2 separate regions of the Mus musculus genome follow, and region 1 is linked to region 2. A link is a contact called in ENCODE Hi-C or POLR2A ChIA-PET data. All regions are on one chromosome and are shown on one strand. The core of a region is the stretch at or near the end of the contact, and the rest is flanking DNA. Distances in the headings are between cores, read along the strand shown. Region 1 overlaps Ppp2r2a (protein phosphatase 2, regulatory subunit B, alpha). Region 2 holds the start of Bnip3l (BCL2/adenovirus E1B interacting protein 3-like).

The links. A loop is a pair of places that touch in the nucleus more often than their neighbours do. ChIA-PET counts read pairs that join two places held with the same protein, here RNA polymerase II (POLR2A).
Region 1: POLR2A ChIA-PET joins it to region 2 with 10 read pairs in embryonic stem cell. The contact joins the enhancer-like site here to the promoter of Bnip3l in region 2. A Hi-C loop is called at or near these places in 2 of 37 maps with a recorded cell type or tissue (left cerebral cortex and regulatory T cell). POLR2A ChIA-PET finds 5 or more read pairs at or near these places in 4 of 5 experiments (Patski and embryonic stem cell).

The regions. Positions count from the first base shown.
Region 1 is chr14:67,049,577-67,053,404 of GRCm38, reverse strand. All of the region lies in intron 2 of Ppp2r2a (protein phosphatase 2, regulatory subunit B, alpha), which reads left to right. Among named protein-coding and RNA genes, the nearest start is that of Ppp2r2a, 21 kb to the left of the region's middle. Within about 2 kb of position 2,201, at least 1 of the 3 ENCODE cell types and tissues checked has a DNase peak (open chromatin) inside an H3K27ac peak, as active enhancers do.
Region 2 is chr14:67,007,231-67,011,053 of GRCm38, reverse strand. Bnip3l (BCL2/adenovirus E1B interacting protein 3-like) reads left to right here and starts at 2,177. Exons shown (of 6, transcript NM_009761.3): 1 at 2,177-2,366. The coding sequence starts at 2,270.

The DNA.
Region 1 (3,828 bases), core at 952-3,451, 42 kb before region 2:
ATTAGGGTTTAATAACATTCATACTACTGTCAGAAGCAGAAACAGTTACAGGAATTAATAGTTCTGAGTAAGAGTTATAAGAATTCTCTAAAAAATTAGAACAAAAAAGGGAGACAAGGGGGAATCAGATCAGTCCAGAGTCCCAATAACCATGTTAGAGGATCTCCAGAAAGCACAAATGTTAGAGACAAGAAAAGAGAGGAAGTTACAGTTTGAGAAGGTTCACCTTGCACCACCATCTCAGTTACAGAGCATAACAAAAGCATACCACTGAGAAAGGGAGAAACGCAGCAAGGATAGCACCAAGATCTTCAGCCCTTCAACTGCATCATAAGCAGCAACAACAAAAGCAGTGTCTTCCAGAACACAGGGAGAAGTTAACAAGCCAGGTCAGGCTGTGCCCCACACTAACCCTGAAGCTAGCCAGCTATGTCCAGTCTACAGCACTCAGGGCTCATAGCTAAAGAATGGGGCCTCACTACAGACTGAGATCTGTGTTGTGTGCGGTTGTCAAGAGTAAACTTCATAGATGACAAGAGTCATGTTCCCTTTTCCCAAATAGCTCTAGGTTTCAGTCAAGTTTACAGAACTCAGGCAGCCAGCAGCACAGCTGCATAGGAATTTATTCTCCGATCCTCTACCTTCTTTTCCAAGTAAATTGAAGTGCCCTTCACAAAGCTTACATAGCAGTTTATTCTGATACTTCAGTGAGATCCAGCTCCGCAGGGGTCTCCCTTTACCTTCTTAGTCTGTGTTTTCTTCCCTAGAAATGCCTCAAGTGTCCCTGTGCTATCTTTTGTTAGACTGTAAATATAGAATCTGCATCTTTGGTGATGGGAAGCCAGTAAAGTAGCCTGTATTTGCTTGTAGGTTTTTTATGTGAGATAGCAATCTTATAGCAAAATACATATTAGGTTTTGTTTGTTTGTTTTTGAGACAGGGTTTCACTGTGTAGTCCTGGGTATTCTGGAACTTTCTCTAAAAGACTAGGGTGGCCTCAACTCAGAGATCTGTCTGCTTCTGCCTCCCAGAGGGCTGGGGTTAAAGGCGTGTTCTACTACACCTGGCCCTCACCAGGGATTCTTAATCTCTATTCTCAGAAAATAGAATGCCTATCTTTAGGAAGGTGGGGCTGGAGGTAAAATGTATCCTGTATGTAGGGAAGCCTTTTAGTTATTTAACCCTAATTAAATGTTTTGTGAGCTAGAATACATTTGGTAATTTAAGATTTGTCTGTCATTAAGTATTTTCACATTGCACAGTACGAGGTATGCCTATCATTGAGCATAGACCTCTGTTCAGCAGTGGATGATTTATGCACCCTGCTGAGCAGCTGTGTCTCTGCCTCCTTTCTGACTGTAGATATATTGTTGAAGAGTGATTGAGCTTATTGAGTTTTGTAATTCAAAATGTTAGAATTCAGCTACAGGGGCTAGTGTACGGCTCAGTGGTTAAGAACACTGATGCTCCTTTCTGGCCTCTAAAAGTAACTGCATGTGTGTGGTATACAAACCTACATGTAAGCAACACACACACACACACACAAACACACACACACAGTTTCTCTGTAGCTCTGGCTCACATTTTTTTTTTTAATTAAAAAACAGCAATAAAACTTAGCACCTAAGAGGTAGAGACAGTAGGATTTCTGCAAAGTTCAAGGCTACTGTTGGTTGTATGATTAAAATAGTGAGTACCGGGCCAGCCAGGGCCAAATAGTAAAACTCTGTCTCAGAAAATAATAATAAGCTGAGTTTAAATTGCTTTGTGGAGTTTTTGTGACAGTTTATATGTTCTAGGCTGCTTGTGACTTGTAATTCTCCTCCCTTAGACCACTGATACTACGGTTATATATGTCTGCTACCACACCTGGCCTAAACTTGTGTTTTGAATTGAGTTTGGTGACATTTAGAATTCAGCAGTTAGTAAAATTACCATAGAAGAAAATATCCTGGGAATTACTGATGTGGGTGAAAACAACATTGTTTTGTTCAAGAGTAGAATTAGACTAGGTAGGAAAACTAATACAGATTTCCTATCACTTTTTATCAAAACAGGCTTTGAAAGAATGTGCAAAGTACCTTAGCACTATTGACTTGTGGTAGTGAATGATGATCTAAACCCACGTGTTAAACACTCTGAAGTGTCCAACAGCATAATAGGGAGAGTTCAGTATCCTTGGAAACCCTGGAGGAGTGCCCCAACTAAGCCGTGAGACGCACTTGGCAGGTACACAGTAGTAGCTGGGAAAGATGACATTGTTGACTGCTTTAGTGTTTGTTTACAGGGTTGAGAGCCCCCTGAAGAGTAGGAGAAGGGACCGGTATTGATTGGCCTAGGTGGAAATGATAGTGGTCTATAGGTGGTTAGATTAATGAGTATTTTGTATTTTGAAGCAGGGATTAAAAATCCAGTAGCTTGAGATCTGGGACTGTAGTAACTAAATGGTAGAGTGTCTGCCTCATAGGTCCTGTGAGGTCCTGCAAGGCCCTGTGTTAGGTCCTCTTAAATAACAGCAACAGATACACAGGCCTGTGCACACAGGAGTTGGGTGAGGCAGGGAGGCAGCTAGGGCTGTTGAAGCTCAAAGATGAAACTGCTCTAGGCTTCTCTCTTTAGCTTGTAGTCAAGTTACCTCGTGGCCATGAAGTTCTTAACTGTTTTTCTGTGCTGACCAAGGAACTATAGTGGGCACCCTCTAACATGGCTCCAATGGACACTGCCCTCTGCTGCTCTGCTCTTTGTATAAGTTTCTCCCTTGAATGACACACCTAACAACTGACTAGTACAAGCATGACAGAAGTGATGACATACACTTACAGATGAGGCTACCCAAAGGTCTGTGCTGTTCCCTTTCATTTTCTTTCATTTTCATGACCAGCTACCATGATTGTGAACTTTTCTGGAATCCATGTGGCAGAGAACTGGTATCTCAGGTCAGCATCCAGGAAAAATGATGTCTGACAGCAGCCATGGGAGTGAGTCTGTAGTTGGCACTTACATAGTTTCCCTCTGGAGCATCCTTTCACCTGACAGCCCCCAGAAATAAGGCCATCGGAAACAATTGTTTTTATTTTGAAGACATTAGTCCAGTGGAGTTACACAGAAAATCTCCATGTCATCAAGCCTAAAATTAAATTTCAGCCCCCATTGCTCATATATTTTTAAGTTCTTTTAAATGCAGTTTATGGCTACTGCTTTTCCAAAACACTGTCTGCTTGGCTTCTGGAAAAACATCCCACCTCACCAGCAGCCCCCAACCCAGTCATCTCTTCATGTGGTTCCTGCTCAGCTGCCAAGGATAGGAAAGCCTCAAGGCGCTTAGCCTGCAACCCTGGTTTTCTTTACCTGCCCCAGAAGGAAATCACCTTGAAATGCCATATGACTTTGAGTGCTTTCTGTAAACTCCTGCCAGATCCATTTAGCTGCTCATACAACATTCTGCTCAATTGTAGTTCACTCAGAGATGTGCAGATGGACTATAGTTTTTCTTGTTTTTCTCCTGCTGGGTTTGTTTTTACAAGCTTGTTACTACTCTTCTGTATGTTGGTCCATCCGTCCATCCATCCGTCCGTCCATCCATCCATGTTTCTGGCAGGGCTGCCTTCAGAATGCATTCTTCTGCTGCTGGACAGTTCTGACTCTTCTCATCCCTTATTTAGTAAGAACACATTCACAGAGTTATTTGAAACATAACTTCCTTTGAGAAGTGTAATGGAAACAAGGAATTGAATTTTAAGTATGGCTGCAGACCAGGTCAGGAAATGCCTACCTGATGTTTTACCTACCAAAATTAAGAGGAAAAAGAATTTTAAAAAAGATCCAAGT
Region 2 (3,823 bases), core at 928-3,427:
TTGGGTGTGGTGGTGCACACCTGTAATCACAACAGCCTCGAAACAAGGAAAGGGTGAGGAATCCAAAGTCATGCTCAAGCAATGCAGGGTCCCAGGCCAGCCTAGACTGCAAGCCACACTATCAAAAAGGTTCGGGTGGGGCCAGAGCCATGGCTCAGGATCTCCTGTGGCACCTACATGGTGTATCATAGCCATCTGTGATCCCAGTTCCAGAGGAATCCAGTCAATCTTCTTGCCTTGGGGGGTGCAAGTCATGGAGATTGTACACATGCATCCACCCATGCACACACATACACGCAAATAAAAGGTTCATACAGAGTCTGAAAGAAACAGAACAATGTGACCCAGTTTGTTTGCCTGCTCCCAGTGTTTCTAGTCTGGATATAAGATTCTTACAGAGTATGCTCCAAAGAGTACATTCTCAATATGAGGCGTGTTTCTTTTCATTCCTAGTTGGATCTTTTGAAAAATCTGTCTTTTTGCTTTAATTTTCTATTTACGTATTTGAGAGGAGGCATGCCTGTGGAGGTCAGAGAATAAGATGAGTGGTCTATTTTGCCTACTTTGCACTATATGTTAAGTCAGTCTCAGGTACATGAAGTACTTAGACATAAAATGAGAAGACCCAGAGGAATGTTTTTATACCTGCATTATGCCTTTATAAATATAACACTGTATGTGGGAGGCCTAAGAGATGATTTTTATCACTATTTATGTGTGTATGGCACTGTGTACATGTGGAGGTCCAAGGACAGTTTGTGGGGTAGGTTCTCTCCTTGTACTATGTGAGCCCCAGAGATTGAACTCAGTATATAACTCTGGGCTGCAGCCCAGCCTTTAACCGGAGTCATCTCACCAGAGAATTGGGGTTTTATAAATGCATGTGGATGTTTGCCTGCACGTATGTCTGTGTACCATGCGGGTTTCTCATGCCCTCAGATGCCGGAAGACAGCATTGAGTGCCCTGTGAACGAGCTGTCATGTGGGTGTTTTGAACCAAACCTGAGTCCTTTGCAAGAGCAGCCAGTGTGCTTAACCCCCCAAGCTATCCCTCCAGATCATGTTTTTGGATGTCAATTCAAAGTGACAAAGACTTATTGTGTGTGCCTGTATTTATGATTTAGAGGGGGAGGGCATATGCCACGGTGCATTGGTGGAGGTCAGAAGGCAACTTTGTTAGCTTTCTTCCCATCTACCGGGAGCTCCGGGCAATGAACTCAGTCTGCAGGTTTACTCAGCAAGCGCCTTTACCGGCAGAACCATCTCACTGGCTGGTCCTAGATTTAGTATTTCCGTGTTTGGGTATCTCAGACCATATTTTTAAAAAAGACAATTACATGAAAATTCAACAACTGCAATTAAAGCAAAGTTAAAAGGCAAGTACAATATTGAGAAAAACATTATACAAAAATCGGGTCAAGGAAACTTGACAAAGATACGACGTAGGAGTATTTAGGAACATTAACAGAGTCAGCAACCAGCGTACAGGAGGTAGGGCATTTACAGAGATAGATAACAACCAGGGTTTGGGTAAATCTGTATTTTCTTTTCCCTTTTAATTTGTTTTTGAAGGCAATGGGTCGCTCGATAGCGTAGGCTGCAGGGAACTCGAAATCCTCCTGCCTCAGTCTTAGAAAGAGCTGAAATAACAAGTGTGCGCCACGCCCAGCCATTGATTTTTTTTTTAAACCGTGATTACATGTTACCTTTGCAATTAAAATGTTATAAATTCCAACAAGGTGATTAGCTCCAAGGTACCTCCCACGGTATTCTGTGGGAGGCACAAATGGATGTTTCACTAAGGGGAGGAACTGGGGTTTTCTGCTTCTTTAAAGCCACGGGTGAGTTCTTAAGTGGATACTGCAGGCGTGGGAGGGGTTCCATTCAGGCCCCGCGCGCTTCCGGGCTGCACACTCCTCCCTAATCTCAATCCAATGCCAACTTCCTAGCTCAGCCCTTCCGGCTATTGCGACTGACTCGCAGGAATTCTTTCCTGGCGCCCGTATCAGCTCGACTTCCGCACCCGCACGTCCCGAGCAGCTCGCGAATGCCCCGCCCAGCCCGGCCTGGTCACGCCCCCTATCCTGGGCTCCGACCCCGCCGTCCAGCTGCCTGTGTTGTCATCACATGGTCCGGGAGGGCCCTGACGTCACGAAGGGAGGGACTGCGCAGACGCAGAAAAGGGGGCGGGGGAACTCGACTTGTTGTGTTGCTGCTCGAGAGCCGGATACTGTCGTCCTGCGGCCGTGCCGCTTCCAGTCTCCAGACCATGTCTCACTTAGTCGAGCCGCCGCCGCCCTTGCACAACAACAACAACAACTGCGAGGAAGGGGAGCAGCCCCTGCCGCCGCCCGCTGGCCTCAACAGTGAGCACGGGGCCGCCGGGCTCAGCGGAGGGATGGGGGAGGAGGAGCCGCTCGGCCGCCGCCGTGCGGGCGGGGGGGGGGGGTTGGTGGTGGTGGTGGGGGAGTGGGCGGGAGCAGACGACAGCTCATTGGTTGGGACCGAGATTGTGCGTATGACTGACAGCGGCGCGCTCCGGTTAGGAGCAGGCGCTCGGCGCTGGCTCGCGGCCTGCGCCTTGGGCGCCGAGGTTTAGGGTCGCGGTGGGCGTCGGGAGCCGGAGGCGCACGCAACTCGGGGTGGCAAGCGGAGGCTGGCCAGCGGAGGGGGAGCATGGGACGTGCGGCGGGGACACCGGGGGATGGACGCGACCGGTCGGGCGTGGCGGGTGGACGTGCGGCCGCGCAGGTGTGCTTGCGGAGCTCGCCTCCTACCACACGCCGGTCCAGGGGGTCATCGGAGTTTCGTGCAGGGTGCTTGCTCCGCCCCTGACATTTATCTTTTTTTTTTTTTTTAGTCTGAAAATTCCCAAGTTTCTCAAGTGAGTTTTTTGTTGCTGTTAACCTTGAATTCATATTTTACTGCTTTTTCTTTTCTTTTTCTTTCTTTTTTTTTTTTTTTGAGAGAGCTTCTCATGTAGCCCAGGCTGGCCTCACTCGTTGTGTTGCTGAGTGACCTGATCCCTCCTACTTTCCACTTTCCCAAGTTCTTGGGTGACAGGCGGCAGCCACCATACTAGTAACTTTTCAAGTGCTGTTTCTTATGTTAAATGGATTGGGTGCCCAGCACATGCCCTAGGATCACGTCCATTTCAGCCAAATCTGCAGTGAACTTCAGGAAATACAGTAAACAACACAACAGACGCAGGCCACAGGTACTAGCAATTGAAAGTTGATGGTCAGGATCCAGTTGCAGTCAAACAGACATCTTGTCCCCAGAGTGTCCGCTGTTGTTGTGAGATCGCCGGACCTTCTTGCCCAACCTTTCTGTTTGGATTTCATGTCTTAATGAAAGAGGTAGTGGGTGGTGGTAGTTGTCACAGGGCCAGATGAAGTTCTTTAAAAGCCATTTGTATGCTTAAAGGTCAGGCAGTGTCTTTCATAAGAGGGATGGCTTCCAGGGTGGCCAGAACGGTTTAGGGAAGAGCTGTTACTGAGTCTAGAGGATAGTGGCAGGAGCGTTTGGGTATTTTAGCCAGGTGTGGTGCCACTTGCCTGTCATTCAAGCACTAGGGAAGTGTAGTAAGCGTGGTCCCCAGAATAAAACTTTGTGTCAGAAAACAACAAAACCAAAAAATAAGGAACAAAGAATTCAGGAATTTTAAGACTCTGTCCCTGCCCCATATTTTGATAAGCAATATTTGATAACTTCTCTAAAATGCCGGCTTTTACAAAGATCTAGTCAAGTGTGTCCTTAAATTTTACTCATAATCACATAATTCAGAATTTAAAATTTTTACCCATCTTTAGCATACATTTTT